Regions from separate parts of the Homo sapiens genome. Here all the other regions are linked to region 1. Evidence: chromatin loops called from intact Hi-C (ENCODE). Cell type or tissue: GM12878. All regions are shown on one strand. Links, peaks and the distances in the headings refer to the core of each region. The heading gives the core; the rest is flanking DNA.

Region 1 (11,140 bases), core at 4,750-7,249:
AGAAATAGCCCATTACTTTTTGAGCAATGAGATTTTAGCATTGTTGCAGCAACATAACCTAGCCAACCCTGAATGCAGCAGAAAATGTTACTAGGAAGATGGTAATCCATATCATACAATGGTGACACACTTGATAAAAATTATTTACCTATGATAATTTGGAAAGCAGATAATATACTTAGTGAACTTTTATCTCTAGTAGAAGTAGTTTGGAATCAGAAGAGTCATATGTGCTCACTGCTATTGGCTTCATTTGACAAGGTGTGTTAGTTTCCTAGAGCTACCATAACAAACTACCACAAGCTTGGTGGCTTAAACAACAGAAATTTATTATCTCATGGGTCCAGAGGTTAGCAATCTGGGATCAAGGTGTCTGCAGTGTTGGTTCCTTCTGAGGCCTGTGGAGGAGAATCTGTTCCATGCCTGTCTCCTACCTCCTGGTGGTTTGCTGGCAATATTTGGGATTCCTTGGCTTGTAGATGCATCACCTCTTTCTCTGCCTTCGTCTTCACATGGTGTTCTGTCTCTGTACACATGCCTGTCTCTGTGTCCAAGTTTCCCCTTTTTTATAAGAATGCCAGCCATAGGCCAGGCGCAGTGGCTCACGCCTGTAATCCCAGCACTTTGGGATGCTGAGGTGGGCAGAGCACAAGACCAAGAGAACAAGACCATCCTGGCCAACATGGTGAAACCCTGTCTCTACTAAATATACAAAAATGAGCTGGGCATGGTGGCGTGTACCTGTAGTCCCAGCTACTTGGGAGGCTGAGGCAGGAGAATCACTTGAACCCTGGAGGCAGAGGTTGCAGTGAGCCAAGATCACACCACTGCATTCCAGCCTGGTGACAGAATGAGACTCTGCCTCAAAAAAAAAAAAAGAATAACAACCATATTAGATTAGGACCCGTCCTACTGATCTCATTTAAAATTGATTACCTCTGTAAAGATCTATCTCCAAATAAGGTCATATTCTGAAGTACTGGGAGTTAGGACTTCAACATACCTTTTTTGGGAGGATAATTTAACCTGTGACACTTGATATTACAAGAAAGAGATGAAACTGGGAACGAATTAGTCACATTGCAAGCAAAAATGTAAGGGAATAGAGTCCACAAATGCAGGAGCTTCTAAGTTAGGAAGAGACGGCCGGCTCCCAAGCCCAAAGTGTAAAGAAATGTCTTGAATAACAAATGCCAATTAAAACTCTCACCACAGCAAGAATTAAATGAAGGGATTAGCTGCCTCACCCACAGTCAAAAATCTCTGAATGGATTTCACTGGCACCCAGAAATTGCGTCAGTTGGAAGAAAATGGTGCAGCAAAAAATAGACTAAATAAATGGTTCTGCCAAAGAAGCCTGATAAGCCCAGAGTATCCACAATTAAGTAACGGACAGGAATGGGGTACAAAATAAGACATGTGTAACAAATCTAGAAAAATGTCTAGGAAAGAACTATGGGTGTGGTTACTGGCACATGTTAGTGTCTGAATTAAAATAAATAAAAAGCTAAGTTATTGGGAGAACTGAATTGCCAAAAAAATAATTAAAGACTATGAAACCTATAAAGAACTTAGGAGTCCCAAACATCTACGGGCAAGAAGTAAGCTGAGAAAGCTACTAACAGCATAAGAGACTACATTCCCAATGCCTACTTCATATGGAACCAAAGAGGATATTAGAACAACAAGAACCTCCAGAGGGTAAAGCCAAGGGCTATGGGGATGAGTAGAGTGGGAGCTGCACCCAGGAAGTATAATCAGTAATAGCCTCTATCTCCTGATTTACACCCACACCTGATGTACAGGCCACTGCCATCCCCTACCTCTGGTTGGAGTCTACTAAGCATCATGCAAGAGATCTCAGACTTTGAGCCTGATGCCATGACTAAATGGGATTTTTGGGTTGTGATCCTCAGGGAGGGGTGACTATACCTCATATACAGGTAGGAAAGCAAGCAAAATTATTTAAAAATATGGGCAGAATGCAAAAGTTACTGATGCTGCTGATATCCGATTACCATTTCTTCTAGGCAAATGGAAAACAATTTCCTGGCTCTTTTTTGTGAAGGTGGGGCCATGATACCAGTGAGCAAAAGTGATGTGCTCATTTCCAGGCTAAGTATTGGTTTGCTGGTGTAAGACCCTCTAAAGTTCTTTTCCTGCTTCTCACACTATGCTGATCCTGGAAACTCATGGTAAGCTGAGAGACACCCATGAGACTGAGTTCCTGAGTGAGAATAACACAGAGCAGAACACCCAAACCAACTCGGGATGAACATGTAGCTTGAGAAATAAAAAAATTGCTTTAAAAATAAGAGATTTTACTCTTACCGTATAATCCAGGAATTGTGCTCCTTGGTATATACCCAAAGGAGTTGAAAATGCACTTCTACACAAAAACAAGCATGCAAGTGTTTATAACAGCTTTAATCATAATTGCTGAAGCAATCAAGATTTTCTTCAATAGGTAGATGGATCAACTGCAGAACATCCATGTAATGAAATAGTATTCAGCACTAAAGAAATGAGCTATGAAACCATGAAAAGACATGGAGGATTGGTTCTTAAAAAAAAAAATTTGACGTCTGTTACTGAAGCATAACCTACCCACCCTATTATAACTCATACGGCACTAAGAAATCATTTAATTGACAAAATAACCTCACAAAGAAGGAAAAACAATGTATGTGAATTTGTAATAGGCAAAGCTCAAATGTATAGCATCTACTTTTTAGTTCAGAAGGAGTACTTGAATACAAAAAAAAGTTATAAGTAAATAGTGTAACAGTAGTTAGTTTTCCAAGTGAAAGGGCTCTGAAAATTAATATAGTCCACATTTTAAAAAAAACTTTCATAACTCTTTTTTTAACCTATATTGGATGGATACGTTTTGAAGATCTAAGGTACAGCACGGTAACTATATTTATATGATACTGTATTGTATACTTGAAATTTGCTAAGTGAGTAGATCTCAAATGTTCTCATCACACACACAAGGTAACTATAAGAAGCTGTAGAAATGTTGATTAGTTTGATTTTTATAATCATTTCATACTGTGTACACATCAAAACATCATATTGTATACCTTAATTCTTATTTTGTTAACTATACCTCAAAGCTGAAAAGTAAAAAGCACTTGAACTAAACTTGATCTTTTATGTATCACAAAAATACAGGCTCAATTAGCCCCAGTAAGTCATCATTTGTTTTTACATAAATTACAATGAGTCAGCCAGCTGTGCTGTCTCAAGCCTGTAATCCCAGCACTTTGGGAGGCCGAGGCAGGCGGATCACTTGAGGTCAGGAGACTAGCCTGGCTGACATGGCGAAACCCCATCTCTTCTAAAAATACAAAAACTAGCTGGGCATGGTGGCACACACTTATAATCCCAGCTACTTGGGAGGCTGACGCAGGAGAATCCCTTGTACCCGGGAGGTGAAGTTTGCGGTGAGCCGAGATCATGCCACTGCACCCCAGCCTAGGTAATAAGGCAAGACTCCATCTCAAAAGAAAAAAAAAATTACAATGAATCATTTCAACTCTTGAAATTTTCATGAATCTAAGCCAATATTTCTCAAGGAGTATGGATCAATTGTATTACAAGAATCTGAAGTATTTGTTAAAAATGCAGATGCCCAGGCTCCATCCAGCTTCACTGACTCAGAATCTTTACAGATTGGGACCCAGGAATCAAAAGTTTATCCTGTGTCCAGGTTTGAGAATCACTGACCTAGGTTCTGTATAAAATTATAAGGCTCCATATAATAAGCCTTTAAGATGCTAGTTTAAGATATCAAATAAGCACATAAGCATTGCATTCACAATTAGTGTAACATAAATTTACACCCAGAATAACATATCTGAGGCCTTTTCAGGACTCCATCATGCTTCTAACCTTTGAGCTGTAGTGAGCTGCATGATTGTTGTATAATAAAGTGGCTCAGAGTAAGGCTTAATAACAGAATGAAGTTCAAGTAAAAACATCTTAAATGGATTTCCATTTTTCCTAATGCAAAATTTAGCTAATTCTGAGTTCGAATTGTCCTCCTACTGCCCACGTTTCCCACAGGAAGTGGACAGTATAACTTGAGGTGATGAAGCTTTGCAGTTAAGAAACTGATGGGAAACATAACAAATTTCAAGATGTTTAAGTGGTTCTTTGGGGGAGAACTCACTGTCATGAAGAATGCAAATGAAAACAGAATAATAAAATGCATGTGGAACTATTTATCTGTTTGTTCCTAAGAATAAGAGATTTTTTTATTCTTGGTATTTCTCCTGGTAATTTTTATTCCATAACTCACATTTCTGGTTTTTTTAAATGAATTTATCAACCAAATGTGATTAGGTACAGGCATGTTTTGTATCTGCAGAATCCAGGAACAACCTCTACCATTCTTATAAATCAAAGATTGGTGAGCTATCAGTACTATGGTCTGAGTATAGGGAAATTCAACTAATACATTTTGTATAAAACCAACCAGAGGCAGGAATAGGCTGTTTATAATTTAAAGAGATTCATTCAACCTATACTGACCTTTCCTTCTCTATGATATTTAAATTCACATACAACACACTTGATACTTCTCTAATAGTTACATATCTGTTAGTTTTTCTCCCCAAATTATTCAATGTTTTTGAGAGGAAACAGAATTGTTTGAACTACATTTAATGAACAAATACATTTCTCTCAAAAGACTATCAGTGCCAGGCATGGTGGCTCACACCTATAATCTCAGCACTTTGGGAGGTCGAGATGGGGAGATCACTTGAGATCAGGAGTTCGAGACCAGCCTGGCCAACATGGCAAAAACCCCTCTCTACTAAAAATACAAAAATTATCCAGGCTTAGTGGCACACACCTGTAATCACAGCTACTCGGGAGGCTGAGGCAGGAGAATCGCTTAAACCCGGGAGGCAGAGGTTGCAGTGAGCTGAGATCATGCCAATGCACTCCAGCCCGGGAGACAGAGTGAGACTGTCTCAAAAAAAAAAAATGTTTATTGAAGTTCCGATGAAAATTAATTTGGAGTAATTGAGGCAATAGAGTGAGACTCTGTCTCAAAAAAAAAGAACATTAAAATTAATTTCATACTAATTAAATCTAATGTACAAACTAAACTTAGTTTCACCTCTAATTTAGTCTTTACATATATGATTCCCAAGAAAAATACCACAGGTTACAGAAATCCAACTATTTCAGTTTCAAAGGGGGAAAAATAAGCTATTATATGACAAGCTAGTCAACAGATTCCTAAATCAGCCAGTTATTACTGATGTTATTCTTTTCAAGGGAAAGTAGACTATGCCAAAATTTTCAAAAATACAAATGTATATTTAATCCAAAATAACACTGCAATGACAATGATCTCAGTACCTCAGGATATACTCAGTAAATAAACACTTTCTGGCTGATGAATAGGTGCAGAGGTCAATAATGTGCTCCTAACAGGACTGCTCTTACATGAAAGGCATGATTCACAAGAGGAAGTTCCTGTTACTACACCCCAAAGGGTTCTCAAGGCCTGAATGCCTTCCTAGAGATACTTGTGTTTGCATGCCAAGCCATCACATAAAACTGAAAGCACAGAAAAGGTCTCACAGGTGTCTTAAAGATACAAGTACAGCAGGACAGCAGAGGTGTAGTGAGCTGGTAGCTGGACTCGGGATCTGGAAGATGGAAACAAAGAGTATAGGGTATGCCATAGGTCTCAATATTATAATGTTGGACAAAAGCCTGTGGTTGAAAAGATAATGAACATGCAGTTTAGTGACCAAAATAAGGGAGTGAATGTACGGAAAAACATTTTTCACAATGCCTACCTTACAGCATGTGCATGATAGGTGGTTTTTTAATGATTTTGTAGTATATGGGATCAGAAGCCCTGTCTGCAAAACTCCATACAAGGTCCCTCTCTCCCTGCCCATGACTACCAGCCACATTCTGAAAGGAATGGGTATGATGACCTGCAGGGGGATCGATGCCAGATACTAACAAATTATACCCCAGTGAAAATTCAGCAGAAGAGAGGAGTTCAAGATGGGAAAATCCCTTCTCATTTGGACCCACTTGGTCTCTGCAAAAAGCCATTCCTGCCACCAGCACCCAGTGGGCTGTGCTGTTCATGGGGGATACACAGCCTGGTGCTAAATGGAGCGCTGCTGCTAAAATCAGCTTATCACAGCTCTGCTCTTTTCTTCTTTTGACCAAGCTTGCATCACAGGGACCACAACAAAGAAAGGGCTTCCTGCATTTTGCAGAAGTGAAAAAAGATCAAAGATTCAGTCTGGGACAGACCTGAGAAGTTCAGTGGCCACATATACAAAGCCAAAATCGATGTACAGTCAGAGAAGGGAACCTCAGATTTGAGATTGAGACTGTGATGAAAAGTCCAGGCAATCAATCTAGGTCTGATAAATCAGTTTCCTAATTTTACAGACAGGAAAACCATATTTGAGAACTATTCCCACGTGCCTTCACCAGCCAGTAAAAGAGGGACAAGAACCCTACCTACCAGGGCCCAGTGCCAACATCTGTTCTGCCACAGTGCTATTCCTCAGAACAAGGGTTAGTGAACACACCTGGCTAGGGATGCTAAGGGCTAAGGCAAGTTCTGGTGAAGCTTCCCTGAACTTCCTGTTCCAAAACCAATCACCCTCCTCCATCCATGTAAAAGGGAAGGACACCTATTTCTAATTTCAGACCTAGCTCCCTCTATACTTTTACTCACCCCTTCTTACTGCCTTACACCAGGGAAACCCTATATTGCATAGATACACATCTATATATAATGTTGTAATTATTATTCTATGTCTTTTCAAAAGCAAAGATAATTTGTTTTAAAAAGGCAAAACTATGGAGACAGTACAAAAGCTCAGAGGTAGCTGGGGTTTGGGGATAGGGAGGAAGGAATAGGCAGAGCACAGAGGATTTTTAAGGCAGTGAAAATACTCTGTATGATACTTTAATGGTGAACACATGACATTATACATTTATTCAAACCCATAGAATGTACAACAGCAAGAGTGAGCCCTAATATAAACTGTGAACTTTGAGTGATGATAGCGATATGTCAATGTATGTTCATTGATTGTAACAAATGTACCACACGGGTGGGGGGTGTTGATAATGGAGGAGGCCAGCAGGGGAGGGCAGTGGGTATATGGGATGTCTTTGTACCTTCTTCTCAATATTGCTGTAAATCTAAAACTGCTTGAAAAAAGTAATCATCCACATTATGAACACTAATATCATGAATCACTGAAAAACTCACAGGTTTTCCTAAACCAGGGGCTTCAATAAATCAGTTCGCATTTAACATATCTATCTTCAGGTCCAAAATTTAACATGGTTCATTTGTTTATTTTCTACCTTTCACAGGAATTTGGTACAGATAGGTGGGAGGAGCAACAGATGATGGCAGTTCCATTGGATACTATATTCTTTTTAAAAAAGAAAGTAGTAGAAAATACTTAACATAAAATCTAGCCTTTTAGCAAATCTCAGTGTACAGACAGAACGGTGTGGTTTACTATATGCACATTGTTGTAGGGCAGTTCTCTTGAACTTATTCATTTTGGATGACTGCAACTCTGTATCCATTGAACAGCAATTCCCCATTCTCCCCACTCCTGGAAACCATCACTCTACTTTCTGCTTCTATAAGTTTGACTGTTCTAGAAACCTCATCTAAGTGGAATCATGCAATATTTGGCCTTTTGTGGCTCACTTATGTCACATAGCGTAAAACCCACAAGATTCATCCATATAGCGTGGGACAGAATTTCCTTAAGACTAAATAATATTCTATTATGTGTTTCTATTTCACATATTCTCAATCCATTCATCCACTTACAAACATGTAAGTTGTTTCCACCTCTTGGTCATTGTGAATAGTGCTGCAGTAAGCATGGGAGTGCAAGTATCTATCTGAGGCCTTGTTCTGAATTATTTGAATACCTGGAGTGGGATGGCTGGATCATATGTTAGTCCTAGTCTTTTTTGAGGAAAGACCCCACCATTTTTCATAGAAGCTACACAATTTTACATTCCCAAAAACACACAAGGGTTTCAATTTCTCTATATCCTGATATTCGTTATTTGTTTTTTATAATGGCCGTCTTAGGTGTGAGGTGATATCTTGTAGCTTTTTCATTCCTTAGGGATGTTAAACACTGAGTTTTAGGAGTTTATTATATATTTTGGATTATTAATCCCTTATTAAACACATGGTTTGCAAATATTTTCTCGCATTCCATAGGTTGCCTTTTTATTCTGTGGACTGTTTCCTTTGCCATAAAGCTTTTTAGTTCGATGTAGTCTCACTTGCCCATTTTGGTGTTGTATCTTGGGCTTTTTGTGTTACATTCACATTTGGTGTCACATTCAAGAAATCCTTGCCAAGACCAATGTCATAAAGTTTTTTTCCTATGTTTTCTTCTAGTTTTATAGTTTTAGGACTATGTTTCAGTCTTTAATCCATTTTGAGTCTATATTTTGTATATGGTATAAGGGTCCAATTTTATTCATTTTTGATTGACAAATAATAATCGTGTATATTTATGGGGTACAAAGTAATGTTTTAATCTATATATACATTGTAGAAAGATTACACCAAGCTAATTAACATATCCATCAATTTCATTATTTTCAACATGGATATCCAGTTTTCCCAACACTATTTGTTGAAGAGACTATATTTCTCCCTTGGTGATTTTAGCACACTTGTCAAAGATCATTTGACGGTATATGGATGTGTTTATTCCTGGGCTCTTGATTCTGTTCCATTGCTTTATATGTCTGTTTTTATGCGAGTAGCATACTGTTCTGATACTATAGCTTTCTAATATATTTTGAAGTCAGGAAGTATGAGGCCTCTAGTTTTGTTCTTTCTCAAGATTGTTTTGGCTATCTGGGACTCTTTGGAGTCCCATATGAATTTTAGGATTGTTTTCCTATTACTGAAAAGAAAAAAGCATTGGAATTTTAATAGGGAATGCATTAATTCTGTAGATTACTTTGGGCAGGATGAGTGTTTTAACAATATTAAGTCTTTCAATCTATGAACACAGGATATCTTCCCATTTATTTGTATCTTTAATTCCTTCCAGCCATGTTTTTAAAATTTTCGGTGGATAAGTATTTTTATCCCTGGTCAAGTTTAGTCCTGATTATTTTTTGATATTGTAAGTGGAATTATTTTCTTAATTATCTTTTTCAGATTGTTCATGTCAGCATATAAAAAGAGCTTATTTTATATGTTGATTTTATATCTTACAACTTTGAATTTATTCAACAGTTTGTGTGTGTATGGCAGAGTTGTTTCTACATATAAGACATCATCTGTGAATAGAAATAATAAATATTACATCTTCCTTTCAGATTTAGATGCCTTTTATCTCTTTTGTTTAGCTAAGACTTCCAGTACTATGTTAAATAGAAATAGTGAGGATGGGCATTCTTTTCTTCTTCCTGATCTTAGAGAAAAAGCTGTTAGTTTTTCACTATTGAATACGTCTGCTGTTTGTCATATATTGCCTTTATAATGCTGAGGTAATTTTCTTTTATTCCTATTTTTTCAAATGTTTTTATTAATCTTGTAAAGGTGTTGAATATTTTCAAATGTTTTTACTGCATCTATTGAGATGATCATGTAATTTTTATCCTTAGTTCTGTTCATGTGGTGTATCATATTGATTGATTTTTAAATGTTGAACCATCCTTTCATCTCAGGGAAAAATCCCACTTGGTCATGGTACATGATCCTTTTGATGTACCATTGAATTCAGCTTGCTAGAATTTTTATGAGGATTTTTGCATCTATGTTCATCAGAGACAGTAGCCTGGAGTTTTCATTTCTTGTAGTGTATTTGCCTGACTTTGCTATCAGGATAATCCTGGCCTTTGAAAAGTGTATTTGGAAATATTCTATCCTCTATAATTTTTGGAAGAGTTTGAGAAGGATTGATAGAATTATTCAGTTAAGTCAACTAGTTCTGTGTTTTGCTTTGTTGGAAGATTACTGATTCAACCTCCTTACAAATTATAGATTTATTCAGATTTTCTATTTCTTCATAGCTCAATCTTGACAGTTTTATATTCCTAGGAATTTATCCATTTCTCCTGGATTACATAATTTAGTGGTACATAATTGTTCATAGTGATCTCTTATAATCTGATATGGTTTGGCTATATCCCCACCCAAATCTCATCCTGAATTGTAGTTATTATAATCCCCATGTGTCGTAGGAGGGACCTAGTGGGATGTAATTTAATCATGGGGACAGTTACCCTCATGCTGTTCTCGTGATAGTGAGTGGGTTCTCACGAGATCTGATGGTTTTATAAGGGGCTTTTCCCCTTTAGCTCAGCACTTCTCCTTGCTGCCACCATGTGAAGAAGGATGAGTTTGCTTCCCCTTCTGCAGTGATTATAGGCATCCTGAGGCCTCCCCAGCCACGCAGAACTGTGAGTCAATTAAGCCTCCTTCCTTTATAAATTACCCAGTCCTTGGCCATCAGAGAAATGCAAATCAAAACCACAATGAGATGCCATCTCACACCAGTTAGAATGGCGATCATTAAAAAGTCAGGAAACAGGTGCTGGAGAGGATGTGGAGAAATAGGAACACTTTTACACTGTTGGTGGGACTGTAAACTAGTTCAACCATTGTGGAAGTCACTGTGGCGATTCCTCAGGGATCTGGAACTAGAAATACCATTTGACCCAGCCATCCCATTACTGGGTATATACCCAAAGGATTATAAATCATGCTGCTATAAAGACATATGCACACGTATGTTTATTGTGGGACTATTCACAATAGCAAAGACTTGGAACCAAGCCAAATGTCCATCAATGATAGACTGGATTAAGAAAATGTGGCACATATACACCATGGAATACTATGCAGCCATAAAAAAGGATGAGTTCATGCACTTTGTAGGGACATGGATGAAGCTGGAAACCATCATTCTCAGCAAACTATCGCAAGGACAAAAAACCAAACACCGCATGTTCTCACTCATAGGTGGGAATTGAACAATGAGAACACATGGACACAGCAAGGGGAACATCACACACCAGGGCCTGTTGTGGGGTGGGGGGAGGGGGGAGGGGGGAGGGATAGCATTAGGAG
Region 2 (11,140 bases), core at 3,175-5,674, 110 kb before region 1:
ACTTTTATTTTTTAAAAGTCAGACATTTCAAGATCTTGAGACCTAGTAAAGCCTTTAAGAAATTAGTAATATCATGTTTAATTACTAGAAATGAATTTCTTCTCTTATTTGCTCTGTAATCATAAGGCATAAGTAACCTAAAAGAGCTCACTTCATGAATAGCCTGCAAGGCCGATGGGTCATCAATAAGACCCTGAATAAAGCCAACTGTTAACTGAGTGCCAGTTCCATTCTATGTAGCTTGGCATTTTTCACAAATGTGATACAAGTTTCCTTTTGCTTTATTTATCTATTTCCTTATGTAACTGACCTTAAGTGATTGTATAACAGTGCAAGACTGTGATTCAGTGCACTGTTCTTTCCTACTTAGTATTATTACAAGCTATTGGAGAAATACTGCTGATGTTCTCCGAAAAGGAAGCTTTTAATATTCCATTTAAAGATATTGTTGTGTTTTTCTGGGAGAAGGAATAAAAGATAAAAATGTAACACATGAGATTTTAAAATGCTAATCGATTTTCATGGAAAATGTTCATCTCAGGAATGTTTTCTGTGGTGAGCTAGGAAAAAAATAAGTATAATTAACACATGAATCATGCACAACAAGTGTGCTATAGATAACATGTTACCAAAGATATTGGGATGGACAAGTAAAGTCATTTTCTTAAAATTCCTAACTAAAATGACGTAAGAGGAGGAAATTAAGTCATACTCTAAAGTGCCACTGTTTTGTAAATGTAAAATAATTTTTATTGGAGTTTCTCTCTAGGGACTTAACAGTTGTACATATGAAAATACTTTGAAAACTTAAAAAAACATATTTCGCTCAATGACTACAGCATGCCATTAAAGTTACTGATATAAGTAGGAGCTAAACAATGGGTATATATGAACATAAAGATGGAAAAAAAACAGACACTAGGGACTCTAAAGAGGGGAGGTTGAGAGGGAGGGGAGGTTGAGAGGGAGGTGAGGGTTGAACAATTACCTGTTGGATACAATGTTTACTATTTGGGCAATGGGTACACTGGAATCCCAAACCCCACCATTAAACAATGTATCCGTGTAAGAAGCCTGCACGTATACTTCTAATCTAAAATAAAATAAAATTTTTTAATGTTCTCGCTATGCTTCACCAGAAAAAGAATTGCAGCATCCAGAGCAGCTGTTTATAAACCAACCAAACAACACCAGGGGATTTTTAAAAACACTAACAAAGTAAGGCCACCAACATTTTTGTTTTGTTTTTGATCTTGTGATGGCCACACATCAGTGCCGCTGTGCAAGGCTGCAGTAGCCATGACTTTCTTCTTTCCCTAAAATTTATCTGATTCCCTAAGGCAGGCACCATGGAATTGTCACTACTCCAGACTTGTATCCTGAGCTCCCAGCTTTGACAAACACTCATTTTTACCTTTTAGGCTTCCTTGGTTCTTTCCTCTTGTTTAGCAATTCCAATCTGTGAGAGATTTATTTTACACAGATTTATTTACTTTATGGCGATTGATACCATCAACAACCTCAGCCCTAAATAAAGATGCTTTCCTTTTTGCTTCACCATCTCCTGTTCATCCTATCCACAGTACAGTTACCTTATCCATTACGAAGCTAGAGTATCTGAACCATAAATTTAAGGTAATGTACATATGTTAAGAATTAGCACCTAAATAGTAATAGACAAATCATTGTCTCCTAAGAGAATCCTATCAAGTTTAAAGGAAACCCTACTTTGTATGTTTGAGATATGAATTTGGAGAGTTCTACCAAATTGGAAGCTCTACTAGCAACCAATTTTCTTTCTCCGCATATAAACTTGGGTCTCTACACAGTATGGGGCCAGCTCTATTTTGGAGCCTAAGCTCTTCTTTCATCTTCTGGCAACTCATTTGTAAAGCTGTAGATAAACTGGAAAGGCTTGCAGGAAAACAAGAAGAATGATTCATAGCTTGGATGAAATGATCAGTTAGAGGAGTATATAGGAATTTGTACATATACAAGTTGTTCTAGCAAATCTAAAGTCATTTCATAGCCACATATCTTATGAGTGAATATATGAAGAAGGCATATGAACATTTTTGATTAGTTAAAAGGAAATTAACCCAAAATAGGATTTGTCTTTATAAAAAAAAAGAAAGAAAGAAAGAAAGAAAGAAAGGAAAAGGAAAAGAAATCAAGCCACAGAAGTTCTTCCCTCGGTGCCCAAATTTGATCATATTGAGACTTACATTTTCATAGATAAAAATAAAGAAACTACTGTTAAAGAATAAAAACAAAACAGAAATACAGCATAGTATACCTGCATGTCAAGGACCCAAACAAGATTCAAACATACAATTTGTGTAAGCAAATTTCCAAATAGGCACACACACAAGAATAAACTTATCAGAATGAATAGGCAAAAAAGAGAAGAAGAGCAGAAATGCCTTATCTTGAAAATAATTCACCCAAATACATTGATACAATGTCTGAGATTTCTTAAAGTAGTCCAGGGGAAGTGAGTAGTAGAGAAAGAGAGAAAAATGAGATTGGCCATGAGTTAATAATTGACTAACCTGGGTGATGTACACATATGGTTCATTATACTCTTCTCTCTACTTTTGTGTATATTGGAAAATATCTATAAAAATATTTTTAAAATACTAAATAAATATAATGTCTAAAGAGAAATAATCTGCAGAGAACAAATAAATATCTGAAGGGAACAAAACTGATCTCTATATTTAATAGCAGGACTGGTCAGCACAGAGAATAAACGAAGCTGTTAAAATGATCTTTATACTGATTAATTTCTTTAATACCATAAAGATACCTGACCCTAATCTAGATATACAGTACCTGTATACCAACAGAAAACTAAAGATTATTAACTTTGATTAGTTCACATTAAATTAGTTGCTTAGATTGGTTCTTAGTTGTATGCAGAAATGACTTGATTAATTCATCTGCTAAGTTGAAACAATTTCAATCACCTTACTTATTTCTGAAGAATGAATGACATATGTTGAGGATTAAATCCTGAGATTAGCCTTCACACTGGATACTGGTGAGCTGGGGAAGGTCCCCAAATGCTTCTGGGATCTTTACCCCCAGCTAGTGTCCAGGCTCTTGACACTATTGTGAAAAGGAATTCAAAAATGAGTTAGAAAAGAGTGGAAGTACAGAGATTTATTGCAAAGCAAAAAGTACATACTCAAGAAAGGGAGTGCAGGCATATGCAGGAGAGAGTCACTCACAGAAGGGTTTGGAGCTGCTACCTTTATGGGTTTCTTTAACCAAGGGGTAAGATATTCGTGAAGATTCCTGGGAAAAGGTAGAGATTTCTCAGAACTGTAGTGCCACCCATTTTAACACTAACTATAGGTATTCTCAGAACTGTCATGGCGCTGTTGGGTATCTGATTTAGTATGTTAATGAACATATACTGAGGTCCTAGGTGAAACCTAAGTCAAATCAAGCACCATGTTGGGTCCAGTCAGTCTTAGCCAGCTTGGTCCACACCCTGCTTTTCAGGGTATTATGAGCCTGTAGCCTCTAGTTACGTGAAACTGCCACCTGGAAGTTTTTATTCTCCTGTGACCACCCTATATTATTCCTGTCTCATTTAAAGAGGTAAAATGTTCTATCTGCTTGTGGGGGATAATTCTGCCTGAGTATTCTGGGCTTCTACTTGTCTTACGAGCAGAGGTACAGACTGACCCTGTTACAGAATATCTTTTCAAGAATTTTTACGTAGAAACAACCTTGAAAGATAGAAATAGTGTCTCCATCTGAAGCAAAGGGCAGGCATGCTGGTTTCTCATTATAAAAGTTTTGGGTTCCCTAAACTCAGGGTTCTTCTGTTCTAACACAACCAACCACATGTGTAGGTATCATCTGGCCCTATTCACAATGCCTCGTGGGGATTCGGTCTCAGGGAACCAATATAAAATATGCTGATGTTCAGCCTACTTGCTATGCCATGAGTAATAAAGTCCTTGTTTCTGACCCAGGAGTCTCATGTCTCACATCCATGAACTGCTAACAGGATAATCTATTAGTTTTCAAGTAAGATAAAATCTCAGATTCTTCACAGATCTTGCTACTGCTAACACTGAAATGGTAAATATGTGTCTGGCATGAAAGTGACCTATATTGAAACTGACTAGGGAAAGCAAAACAAAACAAAAAACCTGCAGCTGAATTGTGAAGACTCTAGTTAAAAATTAGCAATGCCTGCCAAGAAAGCCAGCAGGTGGGCTGTATCATGCATGCTATTAACACTGACATTGTGAGGTTACCTTTTTCAGTGCTAGTTAATGGGAGATGCTTAATAAATGTTTACTAAACTGAAATCCTTGTTAAAATTCTAGGTGGATTTTAATGGATTGACTACTGAGAAGTCACACATTACTTATGTCCACAATTTTGATTTTTTAAATTCTCTTTTTAAAAACCAGAAGTTCTTCAAAAATTAAATAGGAGGGGAGAAGGCATCTTACACTTTGCATGCAAGATATAAGCACTGAAACTCTTATTTGTTAACATAGGCATTATTTAAAAAAGTTAACAGACTTTCTTCACTATTGAAATAGAACTTAAAAATTAAAATTACTACCATAAGTACTGCTTAAGTCCAATCTCATGTATTATTTCAAAATTTTTGCCAAGTTCTGATATAGTTAAAATGTCCCAATTTTCTTGGTGTAAATAAACAGCCTGGTCTTCAAAATAATTCAGAGGCAACATATTGTCTAGGGTCAAAAAAAAAAAAAAAAAAAAAAAAACCACTGGTGTTCCAACACTGATGAACCCCTGAGATGTTTTTTATTATCTGTAGTAAATAATATGTGGTTCTTCTCGATGGGTTAATGAAAAGATTTTGTAAATATATAATTACATATATGTAACCTGACTTTGGACTTGTCTGCCATTGCACTCTCTGGCATATGTTTATTTTTAAGGTAAGGAAAATCTTACCACTTTGAATCCTAACTGTCAGGAAAGCATAATACCTTTGATTAGTGATATTTTAGAGAAGTCATTATATGGGTAAGCCCCAGATAGGCTTGTGAACCTGCTTTTTCTACCAAAGGGGTCTGTAAAGGTAGAATATTAACTTATTTTAGTGGATGCAGCTCTGCATAAAAGCAAAAAGGTGTTAAGGTATTAATAGTGACAATGACCACTGAAGTATGACTTTCGTCATTTTATTCTGTATTTGACATGCAGCCATAATTAATCACTTGGAAATTGTTCTAAGCACATTATTTATTGTCTTTCATGCATATACAATAAATCCTTAGGAGAAACTCAGATTAAATAATCATGACTTGAGGTATGCTCAGGATTCTTTCTTGAGCAGCTGGGTGGATTATTTTCTGTGTTGGAGAAGATTGGAGGAGGAACAGTTGGCAGGGATGGGAGGGAAGGCATTTATAAAATACCCACATAAAGATGAAACAGGAAACATTTCAAGTGAATATAAAATATCAAAGTGAAGATACACAGCATCAAGGAGATACCTTCAATGAAGATAATTTGTCAAAATACCAATGATATCTAGAGCCCTGACAATTAATAAAATTATCTCGAGATAGGAAGAGCAAGAGAATGTGGTTCTGTACCAAGTTTTATAGAAGTCCAGTTTTAAAGTCTAGTAGGAGGAGATAAGGAAAGATGACAGATAAGTGATATCCAATAAGGTCACTGGACACCTAGGAGATGGTTCAAAGATGGAAACATTAACTTTGATGAGAGCTACTGGTAGATCATACAGAATAAGAACTTTCATTTGGAAAATGAAAGTGTCCAGTGACCTTGGAAGAAACATTTGCTGTTTATGAAGATAAGCAAGAATGGAATGACTTGAAGGCTTCAAAAAAGAGATATAGGTATGGAAATAGAATGTATAGATAACATTTCTGAGAAGTTAAACAAAGAGTAATGGTAATTGAAGGGGGATATAATATCAATGATGAATGGTATGTGACTGGAATGAAGTATTAGAGAGAAAAAAGTTGAATATGCCAAAAAGAGAGAAGACTCCTGAAGAAGGAATGTCCTTAGGATAATCAAAATGAAAGGGATTCAGAGAATATGTAGTGAATTAGCTGCAGTAGCAGAGAAAGGAGAGATAGGTGAAAGGGAAAATATATGAGTTTATTTGGAAATGGCAGGATTTCCAGGCAGGATGAGGATGTACACTATTAATGGCTTGAATTTTCATTAGTGATATATGAGATAAGGTCACTAGATAAAATGGTGGGTGGTGCTAGATGGAAAGTCTTAGGAGAGAGAGAGAGAGGATGAAATTGTCATTGCAGAGGGTAGGAGCATGAGCTTCCTAGAAAAATACAGTAGATTTGCAACAGTAGAATTTCTCAGCATCTGCAGCAAAACTTTCTTCACATGCAAAGTCTTCTTAATGGAACAAAAGATTCATTTTAATGTTTTGATTATACTCAATCCTGAACCACCTGTGATATTTAAGTTGCACTATAAGCTCGTTAGTGTCAAGAAGCAACTATTATTTTTCTGTTTCTGTATGGTTAGGGCTTCCTAAACAAGAGAGTACTAGTAGCCTGGGTTGCTGAATGGCAAACAAGTCTTGGAAGATAAAGGTAAATCTTGGAAATTAAAGTACATCTCTGGAAAGACTCGCTGGCTTATTTCTCCTGGAGTCATTTAGTCATTTGTTTACATTTAAGAGGATAGTAGGCCAAGGGACCTGGCTTTTTTTATAGAGAGGGTTTGTTTACATGCCAAGGAATAAAAGTGTTAACTCTCTCTTTCTCATTCTCTTTCCCTCTCTGAATGACAGGAGTGGCAGCTGTGCAAGTACCTGCTATGTAAGCTCCAAAATTCAGATGACACCTGTCTTCACCATGCTGCCCCATGGAGGATTGGGGCCTGGGAAATTCTCACGTGATGTTCTATAAGTAAATACTTGGTCTTTTCTCTGATCTGGAAACCTCGCGTTTTCTATCAGGATAAAATAAATGCATATAAAAATAATAGTTCGAAGTTACAAGTCTTTAGATTCAAGATCCTAGAACTCCTAGAGGCCAAGCTCTGGAGAAAGGTAAAACATACATTAAACAAGATGCCTATCTTAGGGAGTCTGTGTTGCTATAACAGAATATCATAGATTGGGTGATTTAAAACACAAATATTTGTTTCTCCACAGTCCTAGAGGATTCCAAGTTCAATATCAAGGTGCTGGCAAATCCAGTGTCTGGTGAGGGCTTACTCTCTGGTTTACAGATGACCAACTGTTTGTTGTAACCTCACATGGCAGACAGTAGAGAGCTCTGGTCTCTTCCTCCACTTATAGTGACACTAATACCATTTAGGAGTGCTCCACCATCATGACCTAATTAACCTCTAAATGTCCTGCCTCCAAATACCATTAACCTTGGAGATCCAGACTTCAACATATAAATTTGGGGGGGACACAAACATTCAGTCCATAGCATGCCTTTCATAATAAGCAATTGAGTACTGAAGTCTTAGCTGTTTTTCCCCCTTCCAGACAGATGGCTCTATATAGCCATTGCAAGTGGCTTTTAAAAAAATCTTTAATTTCTGAAGTTCTGAGTAAGCTTTCTAGTAGTCCAAATTTTTAGCTTATATTTTCTAATAAGCACCAGAAATTGTAACATCATGGATCATTTTTATGTTGTTGCTAATATGATAGTACTAAAATGATATGTGTTAGGGTTGTTGTTTATTGTGGGAACATTATTATCAATATAACATAATATTGAGTGAAATTCTTCCTGTTGCCTTTAAATTGGTGCAAAGCTTTCTAAAGCTGAGAAAAAGATGTGTCCCCCACTTGGAGCTAATCAGAAGACAGAAACAGACCTATCAACATGCCCAGAAAAACATTTTCATCTTGTGAACTTTCCTTTCTAATTAGGAAGAAATATTATAAAGAAATAAACAGGTATGGTGCCCCTGTATCTGCAGTTTTGCCTTCCAAGTTGTCAGTTACCCACAGTCAACTGCATTTCAAAATATTAGATGAAAAAGTCCAGAAATAAGCAATTTGTAAGTTTTAAATTACACTCTGTTCTGAGTAACATGATGAAATCTCACACCGTCCTGCTCCATTCTGCCTGCGATTAAAATCCTCCCTTTTGTCCAGCATATTCAGGCTGTAGATGCTATCTGCCTTTTAGTTATTTAGTAGTCATTTCAGTTAAAAGATTGACTGTAGTAATAGTTCAGTGCTTGTGTTCAAGTAACCTTTATTTTACTTCACAATGACCCCAAAGTACAGAAGTAGTGATGCTGCCAATTTGAATATGCCAAAAAAACCCAAAAAGCGCTTCCTTTAAATGAAAAGATGAAAGTTCTCAACTTGCTAAGGAAAAGAAAAATTGTATGCTGAGTTTTCTAAGATTAACAGTAAGAACAAATCTATCTGTGAAATTGTGAGAAAGGGAAATCAATTTGTACTAGTTTTGCTGTCACTTCTAAGACTGCAAAAGCTATAGCCACAGTGTGTGATAAGTGCTTAGGTATGCTGGAAAGGCACCAGGTGCAGTGACGCATGCCTGTAATTCCAGCTACTCAGAAGGCTGAAGTGAGAGGATCCCTTGAACCCAGGAGTTCAAGGCTGTAGTGAGCAATAATCACAAACCCTGCACTCCAGCCTGAGTGACAAACAAACAAAGTGAGGCCCCTCCTCTTTCTCTCAAAAAAAGATAAAGATGGAAAGGCATTAAATTTGTAGGTGGAAGACATGAACAGAAATGTGTTTCAATTGATAGCGATTGTGGTCAGTACCATCCTCAGTTTTAGGCATCCACTGGGGGTCTCAGAAGGTATCCCCCATGAGTAAAGGTGGACTATTGTATTATGATTTAAAAAGCAAAAACAAGACTCTGTGTCTCCAAAGATGAAGTCTTTTATTCAAGGTACTGCTATGTTTGGCCTCCTCTGCAACCCTTTGTGCAATTTTTCTGCTTCTTCAATTCTCACCAAAAAAATGTTGACTCCTTTGCTTTAGCAGCCTCTTATCTCCTGCTATAGTTTGAATGCCTCCTCCAAATTCATGTTGGAATTGAATTGTCATTTTAACAGTGTTGAGAGGCAGGACATGCAAGAGGACCATAATTAATGAATGCTATTATAGTGAGAGCAGGTTAGTCAACACAGGAATGGGTTCCTGAAGAAAAGGATGTGTCCAGCTGGATTTCGATTCTCTGCCTCACATGCTCACTTGCCCTTCCACCTTTAGCCATGGAGTGGCACAGCACAAAGGCCCTTCTCAGATGCTGGTGCCATGTGCTTGGATTTTCCAGCCTCCAGAACCACGAACCAAATAAACGTCTACTGTTTATAATATAAATTACCCAGTCCCAGGTATTCTGTTGTAGCAGCAGAAGATGGACCTATCTTAGCAAACCTCTAATGAAAAATAATTAAATTATTTAAAAGCTGCTGAAATAAATTCACTTAGAGATTAAGTATCTCCTTAAATCTGCTGACAGATTTAATATTAATTGCAGATATACCTCAAAGTAAACTTCTCAGGGATTATACTCAGAAGCAATCCATTCTCAACCTACTGATGATGTACTTTTAAAGCTTCTCTCATAGAATCTGAGTTTGAGATACTTTTACATCATCTAAAACAGCTATCTACCAAAAATTTACAATATTCTTGCAGATGGGCATGCAGCCTAAACAAGTAAAAAGGGTTTCTTGTCTCATAAATCCACTCATTCCAACACTGGCTCTCTAAGAGTGAGAAAATTCTCCTTGATATGAACCAAAATTCACCTTCCTATAAATTACATCTATTAAGTCCAGCCTATGGATCATAAAAATTCTTTTTGTTCATCCACTAGACTTCAAATAACTGAAGGTCATTGTCATGTCTGTTTTAGTCTCCCTCTTTAGTTAGTGATTCTAACATCCAAATCAGTGTCTCTTCATGCTCTTTTGATCAAAGCTTTCTGTGCCTTGGACTCATCCAGTAATGTCTCAGCGCCCACCCCAAGACCAAACTCTAGAGCACCATCAGCATCTCACCTGTTTTATGCTACAGGTATTATAGACACATTGCCTTAGACCTATGAGCTTTACAGATCTGGGCGTCGATAAAAGTGAATTACTGGCTTCAAAGTATTAAAACCTAAAAGTTGAAACTAATAAAAGTTTTACTGGATATACATAAAACATATTATGCCAATTCATTACTTATTAAATTTAATATTCATCAGAAAATTATTCCAGATAAAAACAATCTGTAGGTTTGTGTTATTTTAACTTCTCAGTAATTCCCAAGTATGTATGATGATTGCAGAGAAATTAGAGCTAATCATAACTTAAATGAGTTAGGTAGCTGAAGTGCTTCAAGAGGGAAAATCATAAAAATCTTTCCAAAATATAAGCAACGTGTATTTAAAATATGAGTGATATTTGCATTTTAACTGAAAGTCAAGGATGTCAACAGAATTATAAAGGTCTGTGAGGGGTCTTAGAAATGACCCTTAACATTATAAACAACCTCCCTAAGAACCACCTAAGAGATCTATGAGAAATGCAAAGTTCTAAGCCATACCTCAGCTCTAATAAATTAATAGTCTAACGTTTCAGACCTACTCCTTTTAACGTAAACTCCTAGATCCTATTAGCAACTTTTCCTTATTTCTTAATCACTCTTACCTTGACTTTTAGCCTGAAACCTGTCAGGCACACAGACATTTGTATCCTTCTCTTGGCTCTAAGCAGTCAGCCCTTCCATTGTTACTACAGTGTCCCAAAAATACAGCATAATCAACATAGCAACATTAATTTAAATTTTACCCAATAAGTATCAACAGAAAAATACTAGCAAAATAAATTATCAAAATAAATTTATTCTCAGCATCCCCAGTGCTAAACTGTCTTCCACTTTAATTTTTTCCTTCTTGCTTCTTGCTTCCAGCTTGCATTGCTTAAGGCATGAATGAAAACTCTGCTGCTCTGGGTGCAGAACCCAAGATCAAACAGGGTGGGTGACCTATAGCTCAAGAAATGTATCTGTAGAGTCAGAGTGTTCTGACTACCAGACCCTGAAGTAAGGAAAGACTCATTCCTTGAGCCACTTAACTAAGTAAGAAATGCAAAGGTCTTTTTGAAGACTCATCACCAAGCCAGGAAGCAC
Region 3 (11,140 bases), core at 3,761-6,260, 53 kb before region 1:
CTCATCTGTAAGGGGAATAACATTAATATCTACTTTATAGAATTGTGGGGAGTAGTGAAATAATGGATGAAATGTGTTTAGAATAGCAGTTGGTACACAGTAAACTAATCAACTAACCAAAGCTATTATTGTAGGTATGAGAGGAAAATTAATCTGGTTGCTCTGAGAATAGTTTGGGTCCAAATCTTATTTCAGTTGCTAGATTGCAAGGTCCCTGAGCACAGGATTTATGTCTTGTTTTTGATAAGTTTATTTACCCCTTATTTTCTAGCATAGAACTGTGGCTCTAAGAGGTGTCCAATAGATGGGTTTGTGGAATTGAGTCGATTTAAAGATCGGATTGATGGGATTTGGTGACAATGGGAATGTAAAGAAAGGGAAGAGAAGGTCCAAGCATACTTTGTAAGTTTTCAGAGTGTACAGTTGGAGGAATGTGGTTACCATCTACAAAAACGAAAATTAGGAGGAGGTGGAAGTAAGAAAATGAGTTAAATTTTAGACATTTTGAGTTTGGTGGTGCATTTAGGTGCAAATGTCTAGCAGATAGTTAGAAATGTGAGATTGAGCTTGGAAGGTAAGATGGTGCTATAAATACAAATCTAAGAGCCATCTGCCTAGATGTGTGAGTTAAAATTATGGGAGTGGATGAAATGACTAAGAGAGAGAACCTAGGAAGAAAAGAAGGAAGAAAAGTGGTGGCTATAGCAGAAACTGGGAAAGACAGAGTGGTTAGAGAGGTTTTTGGAGTCAGGTTCTGGAAGGAAAAAGACAGGATTGCATTGAGCATACAAGTAGAACAGTGAGTTTTAGAAACCTAATGAGATATCACTTCCTTGATTAATTACCAATTGCATTCCATGCACAAACATTTCCAAGCTTCCAAAAAGCAACATAGCTGTGATCATCATCAACTTACTACGGAATCACCTAAACAGAAACTTTATGATAATAGTTATTTTTTTCCCCTTTCGTCAGTATGTGCTAGAGGAATTAACATTGAAATTCTGAAACGATTTATTTCATACACTTGACTAGAGCTGAACTGGGAATTGACATTCTTGCAAAGTAATAGTAAATTTTGATCTCAAATAGAGTACATTTTATTTCTGCCTTCAGCAGGAATTTACTATTTGTTAAGGTTTATATTTTTTTAGCCATGATTTTGTTTTGTTTTAATTTCATATCTTCAGTAACTTAATTTGGGCTTGACAGAAACTTTCTTCTGAGGCGAGTGACATAGTAATAGCCAGAATATTAATTGGCATGTTAAGGCAGGGGTGAAAAACTATCTGAGGGTAATTTAAATTGAAAGTACAGGAAGATGGTACTTAAGAATCCAGAAGCACAAGAACAAAATGAATTTTCTTTTCACTCTCAGCAATTGTTTAAATAAACCGTGTGGAAGAATTTCGGGGTGCATAATTTCTGACTATGCAGATAGGCTCCAAGAAATATGTTAGAAGCTTGTATTGGATGTCTGCTTTACCTAAAAGATGGCAGATATTTCACAAAGGTCTTTGTTAAATGTGAATCCATTGAAAAGACATTAATAAGATTTGCTTGGAACTATATACTGAAAAAAAGGAACTCAAATTATAGAAATTCCTTTATTATCTCATATTTAACCCACTTATTTTATTGTAACTGTAACTGTGCACTAATTCTTAGAACTAAATCAAGTATCTGAGCGTGATTTTTTTCAAACAAAAGTACTAATTAATTTATACTTGACTCTTGCAAGTTGATAATAAAGAGACATGCTTCATGAAAAAAATTGAGAGCTCCTTCAGTTTTCTCAAGGGTCTTTTAATCCTTTTGTATTCAAATGATTATTTTAATCCATTGCTTCATTTCTCTTCAATTATCAAATAGCCTAAGTCTACTATATTTTCAACTATCAGTGACTTTTCATTTGACTAACCACTTTTATTAATTTCATAAACTCTAAACTCCTTCCACTAAGATAGGAGATTTCATTTTGCAATTGATTTCTACTCTATCTGCATTTGAATTTCCAGATGCTTACAGTACCTGACATTCCACAAGGCTCTTCTACACAGATATTTTTACAATGGATGGGGGTGGTTGCTTGTGTTGTATTCAGGAAGATGCAAGAAACAGGACTCATAAGATTTCAGTTCAACAGAGGAAGGTTTTCACGTAATGACAACTTTTGCTATCTCTGCAACTGTGTAATGATAGGAGCTTGAATCATTAATACTGGATTCCACAAACCCTCAAGGCTGTTTTATTCAGGTTGAATCATCTCTGCCTCTTACCACAGAGAACTGGCATGAAAGCACAGAATAAACATCCAGAATGCACTTCAAGGCGAATATTAAAGAAGGGACTATTTTTGTGTATTTTCATGTTCAAAATAAACATGTCAGTTGAAAGTAAATTGTCACTTTTTAAATTGGGAGTAATACAGAAGTAATGTTTATTAAGTGATTCCTACGGCCCAATAATGTTTTATTTGCCTTAATTCTACTTTCTTTAATTCTCACATAATCCTATAAGACAGATACGTTATCATCTCCATTTAACACATGATAAAAGTGAGGCCTTGAATGGCTAGGAAACTTGTTTGAGGTCACAAAGTTAGTTTTAAAAAAAAATGGGAGATACACAAACTGACCTGGTTTATGTAAGAAAGGTGATAGAGTTTAGATGCAATGGCATATACAAAATCCTAGATCCTTTTTAGTATGGTCTAATTATTAGGCTACTTAAACACTGACTCGCAAATAGGGATAGTTTACTATTGGTGTTTACAGATGAAAATACCAATGGAAGTGATCTTAACCCTAGCAAGCCTAAGATGACCACTTTAAACACACACAGAGATTAGTGTATAAGAGAATGACAGATTTCTAAGAGTATGCAAAAAACATTACCCACCAGTGCAGAAACCCCCTGATTAATAAACCTTCTAACACATTTTTATGCACCACATAAGCTATGGATTTATGTTTCAAACTCAGACTAGTTTTTATTCTACAGACTAGCCACCAAGGAAGGGAAGAAATTCTGAATAATCTTTTGAAACTGGAGGTTAAACAGAGATTCCTTGGAACCATATGTTATCTAGGAGGCTATAACTAATGACTCATTTGTACTGCCTCATTTAACCAGAAAGCAATGCATTTGCCATTGTGATTTTCTTAGCCGCTTGAATGGACTATCACCAGCTAGTAGCCTGCATGACCATTGATTACTATAAATAGTGATAATACAAGCAAATAAAGCCAAAATCAGTAGCAGTAGGAACTACATCTTCATTTGTAATCATGATCACTAATAAGCTTTATGAGAAAATGATAGTAGAATATGTAGAAATATATAAACTGAGTTTAAACAGATATTTTGAGCACCAGCAACAATTATTTAAAGGCCTCTTTGTATAATAGCAATGCAAACAGTTCCTTCCCCTTAAAATCTGCTGATAAGTTGTTTTGAATAATGGGCTGAGAATCTCTGACACACTAAATTATTCTTTAAATGTTCTAAACATTTCAAAGGTTCATAATTTTTTAGTCCTCCTACGCTTATCAAGCTACTCAGTCATCAATATGAATCTAACCCTAAAGCAAACAAACAAATGAGTAAACAAAAACCTAGCAAGCCTGCCAGCCTCCCTGGATACCACTGCAGTTTTCTGGGATCTTTTCTTAAGGAGGTCTTTCAGATGCTCATTCAGTGACCATCCATGAGGTCAACAGTCAAAACAGATGGATCAATTCCAATAGAGGAAATTGTATAGGTACTCTACAAATGTCTTCTCCAATTGTCTTTTAATCTTCTATCTCAGTTTTCTTAGCTCTAAAATGGGGATAAAGATAGAACCTCCTTTACTTTGAAGAATAGATGAGTTAATACAGGTACAACACTTAAAAGAGTGTCTGACACATGGTAGACATTTGATACATTTAATCTATTTTGTTACCTAATTTTGTAACCATAAGTTGTTCTAAATCTCCAGTGATTTAGCCATATGAATACTTCAGTATGTAAAAGTCTTTTCATGAGGTCTACCTAGTTGCTCTTGAAAATATTCAAATATTCTGTAAGTAACCGCAAGTTAAGAGATAGAGGTCTGTAAGTAACACAAGAAATCTCTTTATTACTTTATGGTCACACTATAGATACAAGCATATTAGCATAAGAATACAAATGCATAACACTACATATTCACCTTTGAATGGATTCCACAGACATTATTGTTGGAATCTGTTTTGGTTTTAACAATAATGAACACCAAAAGAGATGTGAGAAGTGAGTAATCAACAAATCAACACATTAGAGGCTGTTACAGAATAAAATTAATAGTATTTTATCACATAGAAGAATGCCTGACTCTCACTAGTTTCTGAATAAATATTTTTGAGTTGAAATAATCTGAAGATAGCAGACTATAAGCCCTTTAGGGGCTCAGTAACTGTTAGGAATTAGTAACAATTGCTGATTTACCTTCCACTCATATATTTGGTATCTGCAACATCTATCAGAGTTCCTAACACAATGGCTCAAGAGAAACTTCCATTGCATGAGAGAATATATGAATAAAGAAATGAATGAATCAAGTCAATGTTTTAGACATGAACGTCTCTGCTGTGCCCTTCCTCAGTCTAGGTCTCATTCCTTCTCCCCACTTTTGTATGTCCTCTTGGTGACTGCTTCCTCCTTTCTGTCTCAGTTTTACTTTCACTGCTCTATTTGGTGTGTCATTTCTGCCCCTCTTTTAAGTCTCCCCTTAACTGATTAAATTGATGGGCTTCAGGTTTAAAAAGGAAGATTAAACACACATTTTTAACCTGATTTCCTTCTCTAAACTCCTCTAAAATAAATGTGTAGCATTTTTAAAGGCATAAATCCTCAAGGACAAACAGAACAAGAGAGGAAACAACAGCAACACAATTTGAGAAGCTAGAAATCAGATGGATAAGTGGTAAATGATTTAGCAAACCTGAAAAATCGAAAACCGAGACTGGCTGGGGAGGGAGGCCCAAAAGCTAGCCAGTGCATACCTCAAATTCCAGAAGTGTTCAGAAATTAAAGTTACCTGGTACCTCTTAAAGGAGTGTGAAGGCAGAGGTGATTGGTTAAAAATCTGTTTAAAAAGACGTTAGATACCCTGTCCAATCTCAACAAAAGTTAGAAAATGTTCTCTCTGAATAGCGTGAATTGAGGGATTCTAGGGGGCACTGGGCATAGGAGCAGGGCTGCCAAACTGAACATTGCTAGATTAAGTGAAAAATCTACTCATGGAATGATGATACTCTCATCCCCTTTCCCAACTCAGATCCCAGAACAGAGTCAGCCAGACTTGTACCTACCAGACAGGTCACTGAAAATCTTCCACAAGGAAATACAATCAACCAAAGAGAAAACAAAAAAGAAAATGGTCGAATCTATCAGGGAAAAGAAATGGTAAGAAACATAGACATTGCAGAGAAAAGAAAACAAATCAAAAATCCATATTTTTCAGACAGATGAAAGAAGATAAAACAACCATGAAAAAAAGGATATTACAAATATGGAACATTCTGGGACAAAAGAGAGATTTTGGAATTTAAAAATGCAATAGCAGAAAGGCAAAAAAAAGCCTTACAGAGAAGGTAGAAAGTAAAGTTGCAGAAATTATTCAGAAAGTAGCTGAAAAGGAGAGCTTGGAAATACAACAAAAGAGAAGCAGTAAGAAAATTAGGGAATTAGCCAAGGGACAAACATGTAAATAATAGGAATTCCAAAAACAGAAAACAAAGAAAATTAATAAACATATAAATCAAATAAATGATTCAGGAAAAAATTCCAGAACTGAAATATAAAAATTTTCAGATTGAAAAGCCTACTGAGTGCCCAGCACAAGAGACAAGAGAAAACCCAGAGAAGGACCTTCCCAGTGAAATTCCAGAGTAAAGGGAGAAAGAAGATTCCCCAGAGTTCATTCTTTAAAAGTAGGTCCTAGCCAAAGAGGAATCAGAATGACTCACTGCAATCTTGAAAGCTAGGAGACGATGGGACAATGATTTAAATATTCTCAAGAAAAAGTAATCCCAATCTAATTTTCCCTACAAAGGAAAATTATTAATTGTAGGGGTTGAAAAAAGCAAAGGTCTCAGACAACTTATTCCTGCATCCTCCCTCAAGAAACTACTGATGGGTGTGTTCTGCCTTAACAGGGATATAAAGAAAGAAAACAACATGAGATGCAGAAACCAGGGAAACTAATACAAAGAAGAGAGACCAAGGCTACCCCAGGATGATGGTGCAGGGACATCCCAGGACAAAAGCTGTGCAACTGCCTAGAGATGGCCTGGTCCTGATTCCAGCAGATGTAGAGAACTCCAAGGATGAAGTCAGCAAGAAAATTAAATTTATAGGAATATATAGTGTCTTTGAACACACAAAGTGGGGAATTATATTTCTAGCAGAGTCCTGGGGTGAATTTGTTGTTGGAGGCTGAAAGAGTGAGGGTTGCGATCAACTCAGTATACCACTGGAGGCTATGTAAGTAGCAAACTGTTTGTCATAAATGCAGAATGTTGGCAAACTGACAAACTGCGTATGCCACCCAGAAGGACTGCTGAGGGCAGTCAAGACCCAGGCACAAGTGTTTCTTATGATTAGGCATAATTGAAGCCTGTTAGTAACAATATGAACCTTTGATCAATTAAGCAGTGAACCAATCGTTACCTCCTCCCCCTGCTCTTGTTACCCAATAAATACGAAGGGCTGCCTTTGCTCACTAGAAGCAGGTAGCTCTCTTCTTCTCCCCATGTTGCCTTTCCTTAAAATAGTTTCTTTTGTCTTAAGTTTTCATTTCTACATTCATCCCTTCCTTCAGTGGTAATGACAGTCTCAAGTGGTAACAGTAGAAACTGCTATAATGATGGTCTCAAGCAGTAACAGAAGTAACTGCTGTAGTCACCATTTCAAGCAGTAACCATGGCAGTCAGCCACAATTTGTATTAGATAATAAACTAAAATGTAATTATTAAAATCAAGGAAAATATACAAGAAAGGAAATGCAATAATAGTATACTACAGGTCTTAGTTGTGAAGAAATGTCAGAGTCACGATAATATAAAATCTGAGTAAGATAAAACTAAAAGTTATCGCTGGTAGAATTAGGGAAGAATATATGTGTGGATTGGAGGAGCAAGTAAGAGGATTCTCTCTTTATCCAGCACATAGGATATTTAAATAGGAAAAAAAATCAATGTAAAAACATCAGTTATTTTACAACATGGCTATAAACACCCAAAAAAGTAGCTAAACTAGTTGAAAGTGGTTATCTTTAGGAAAAAGGAACAGATAAATAGGAAAAACACACTTCTGTGTTTTTCACTATTGACCTTTCAGAACCATCTGACTTTAAAATTACGGATATGTGCCACTTTGATAAAAATAAAAATTAAAGAAATTAAGGGAATTTATAATATTTCATTTATAACATTTTTGGCTTATTATTCATGTTTTAAAACTCACGTGGTTTGAAACAGTTGCATTTTTTTTTGGCACCTGAAAGATCACATTTTAAAAATTTAGGTGTGATCTTCAATTTATTTTCTTCCATGCAAGTTATGGGTTTGGAATAAGAATGGTGTGAGCCATTCCTATATCAGAGAGGAAATTCTCCATGATTCCCATCCGCACCCACTCTGTCCTTTGTACCCCTTCTGTTACGACCAATAGCCTAATCACAGCAACTCTAATTCTTCATAATACTTTCTAGAAAGAATATAGACTGCTAGTAGACTACGCATTGCTTGAAGACAAGGAATGTGTATTATTCACCTTGGTAACTCCAGTGCCTAGCCCAGAGCCCAGGAAGAAATAGAAGGTACTCAAAAAAAGCTCATTAGCTTAAGGAGAGGAAAGAGAAATGAGAAATGGGAAGAGAGGAGATTTTAAGAGAAAAAGAGAGGCTGGCTGCAAGTGATTGTCTGGACACTAGATATGAGTCATAGGGGAAAAGAATGTCTGAAGTTTTCAAAAATTTAGCAGTTCGGTATAGAAAGAGAAACTAGTAAAAAAGAATGAGAGAGAAGCCAGTAAACTGGAAGGAAAATAGAAAAATGTTGAGTCACAAAAGGACAGGTAGTTAGAAAGTGCTTTGAAAAGCAGGTCATGGCCCACAATGTCAATGCTGCTGAGACACCAGGTTGGATGAGGACATAGAATTACCCACAGGGTTTGGCATGCTGAGATAACGGGTGTCCTTCACAATAGCCAGTTTCAGGGAGAGCTGGAAGGAAATGCCTCATTGGGCTGATCTGTGGAAGAAGACAAGCAGAAAAAGAAGAGTCAACTCTGCAGAGGAGTTTGAGGTGAAAGAAAGCAGTTGCAGGAGGAAGATGTGTAGTCAAAATATTAATACAAATATTACTGAGGCAAATATTACTGAGGAAGGATCAAATAGAGAGATAGAAACTGGTGATGGAAGAGGAAGCAGATACCACTGCAATAATAAATCCATGAAGAAGAAGGGAGGAGTTGCGGAGAGGCTGGTCTGAACAGCAAGAATAAACCCCCATTGTAAAGAGAAGAAAGTACACCCTGTGAGAACAGAAAAAGGTGGGCTGGCAAAACTGGTGCTGGAAAAGTGAAGGAGTGCTTACCTAATTGCCTCTATTTTCTGTTAAATGTGCTGTATTTGCAGAGTGAAAGGGAAGATTTTTTGTTTTAAAATTGAGTTGTATAGACAAGGATACAATTCCAGATTATTTTTTAGAATAAGATATATCTGTCAGAGAAAAAAAAATCTAACTATAATGCCAAGCTCTGGAACATGCCTCTAGGAAATGTTAAAAGCTGCTCTAAATCAGCAAAAGAGGAAACATATAATTTAACTTTAGAGCAGAACTACTACCCAAGCAAAAATTTTAATATTTTGATCTCAAGACAATAGCCTCAAATACAAAAATTCAAGATGTGCCGCAGAACATTTAATAATGATCATTTTCAAAGTGTCAAAATAGGACAAACCATGTGTATTATATATTTACATACCTTATTTTCTTTAATTCTCATAAAAACTCTATGACATATTATTTTCCTTTTCAAAATGAGAAAACCAATGCTATAAAGGTTAACTCAAGTCCCACACCTACGAGGATAGCTGGAAATAAAAACCCTGTCTGATTCCTAAGTCCATTTCTTTCTATGACTCTATACTCTGAGGCTTGTATGGCTTCATGAAAAGCCATAATTTTTTAAATACCCATTTTAGCTAATACTCCAAATGTTAAAAGTTTCATCCATTTTAAGCTCCATTTTCAGCTTATTCAGAATTAATTATGCATAAGCCTATAGTGATACATGCCAAATTTATTCCCTTTTTAAAAATACACACTTTAATAAACACTGCTTAGGTACACACACCAAGGGCAGTGAGAGATGCGGGGAATAGAGAATAGAAGAATCTAGTTGGAAATATTCTAAGAGCAACAGACTTCATGTGGGGGCTCACATGCTTTACAATCTGTTTGCATTAAAATGAAATGAAAACAGTATTTTTTGTAAAATAGGGCAAAAGTATATATACAAGAGCACTAGCATAATGTCTGGCACATGGTAAGTGCTCAGTATATGTTAGTTTTCTTCTCTTTCCTTCGTAGCATTTTAGAAACTAGAAAGAGCAAAGAGTTAGTGTCCTAAATAAGTCCTTTAAACTAATCTATCTAAGAAACTGAGAAAATTGCTGGTGACATATTTTTGGAAGGTCTGTGGATAATATCACTGATCAGGATACCTGCCTATGTGAAATATGAGGTCACCTTGATCTCAGAGTCTACATTTCTCATAACTTTATGAAAATAACAAAATAATATATTTCAATGAAAATGATTTTCAAAATATTTTATAATAAATATTAGCTACAATATATTTTAAGGCTGTGTTGGGGGTTAACAGAACTAAGGTGAATGACCTGAATTTATGGTCCAATCTCCAGGCAATTATGAGTTAAATATTATGAGGCTAAATATAAGAGTGCAAAGAGGAAATGGGAGAATCCCTCTTTTCCTATGTGAATGTCCCAACCCATGCATCCAGAAAAGCTAGGCATGTAATATTCTTAAGCAGTGAGTAGAATGAATCTCAGAACTGAAAATCACAATGCCTGGGTACAAGGACTAGTGCCATTAGATAGTTTCACTGAAGCTCTGTGGGTGTGTTTCCCTAACAGTGAAAAGTACAGTGAAATGAGTCCCAGATTGCCTACAGTGTTATAGATAATTACTAAAGTTCCTTCCTTCACATATGTCTATGACTATATGTAAAATAAAATTGTATGTAAAGTAATGGGAATTTTAGAAATAAGCTGAGAGGCAAAAGTATTCCTTCTCCTGTTGAATTATAAAGATATTATCCTTGGGAGGCTGAAGCAGGAAAACTGCTTGAGCCCAGGCTGCAGTGAGCTATGATCACATCACTACACTCCAGCCTGGGCAACAGAGTGAGACCCTGTCTCTTAAAAATGATTCATTGATTAATTAATTAATTTAAAAGAGATTATCAACCTCATTCAATCTTCCATTAAAAAAATATGTGCTATTCATCCATGATACGCCAGGAACTGTGAGATCAATCTATCTTCTTTGTGGCAAATCATTAGTGCACAGTTGCCAGTATATGAATTATAGACCTGGAAAAGACCCTCAAACTGTCATTTGTATGTCCAGCTTTAAAGAATTATGTGATAAGTCTGAAGAAAAGCAATAAGGTGAGAAGAAAGGCATCTGGATCAATCATCACAATTTATTTCAGGAAATGCATTTAGAGAATACATTAGGACATTAGATCACCCCTCATTTGTACCCATTTATGCAGAAGGAGTGATCAAAAATAATAAAAGGAAATTACTTTCAACAATAAAGAATTATAACAACAAAAGTTTTGTAATCAAAATAGCATCAGACTTCTCATTCGCAAAATTGGATGCTAGAAGACAAGCAAAATCTTCAAATAATCAAATACATATAAAAAATTGTAATAACTTAATGAAAAAATTGTGAAGTATATAAGGACTTTAACAAACTAATTAAATGGGAAAATATGTCATGATCCTAGACAAGGAGCTTCAGTATTTCAAATTATAAAATATCTCCATTTAAAACTATAAATTCAAAGCAAT

What was found. Peaks named below come from ENCODE experiments on the same cell type or tissue, not always from the same donor. Only the 100,000 strongest peaks of a DNase experiment are listed, where the experiment ranks them.
Region 2: a loop joins it to region 1, with 3 times the contacts of the local background. A loop is called at or near these places in 2 of 110 quality-filtered maps.
Region 3: it touches region 1 in a loop (3-fold over the local background); 2 of 110 quality-filtered maps call a loop at or near these places.

Annotation. Positions count from the first base shown.
Region 1 is chr13:46,978,459-46,989,598 of GRCh38, reverse strand. No RefSeq gene overlaps it. Among named protein-coding and RNA genes, the nearest start is that of HTR2A, 87 kb to the right of the region's middle. In GM12878, for the core only: no CTCF peak of the experiment used is centred there; DNase peaks (open chromatin) are centred at 5,528 and 6,238; H3K4me3 peaks cover 1,023 bases; H3K27ac peaks cover 2,379 bases.
Region 2 is chr13:47,087,980-47,099,119 of GRCh38, reverse strand. No RefSeq gene overlaps it. Among named protein-coding and RNA genes, the nearest start is that of HTR2A, 200 kb to the right of the region's middle. In GM12878, for the core only: no CTCF peak of the experiment used is centred there; a DNase peak (open chromatin) is centred at 4,149.
Region 3 is chr13:47,030,371-47,041,510 of GRCh38, reverse strand. No RefSeq gene overlaps it. Among named protein-coding and RNA genes, the nearest start is that of HTR2A, 140 kb to the right of the region's middle. RefSeq lists an enhancer at 4,659-4,758. In GM12878, for the core only: no CTCF peak of the experiment used is centred there; a DNase peak (open chromatin) is centred at 4,710; H3K27ac peaks cover 1,088 bases.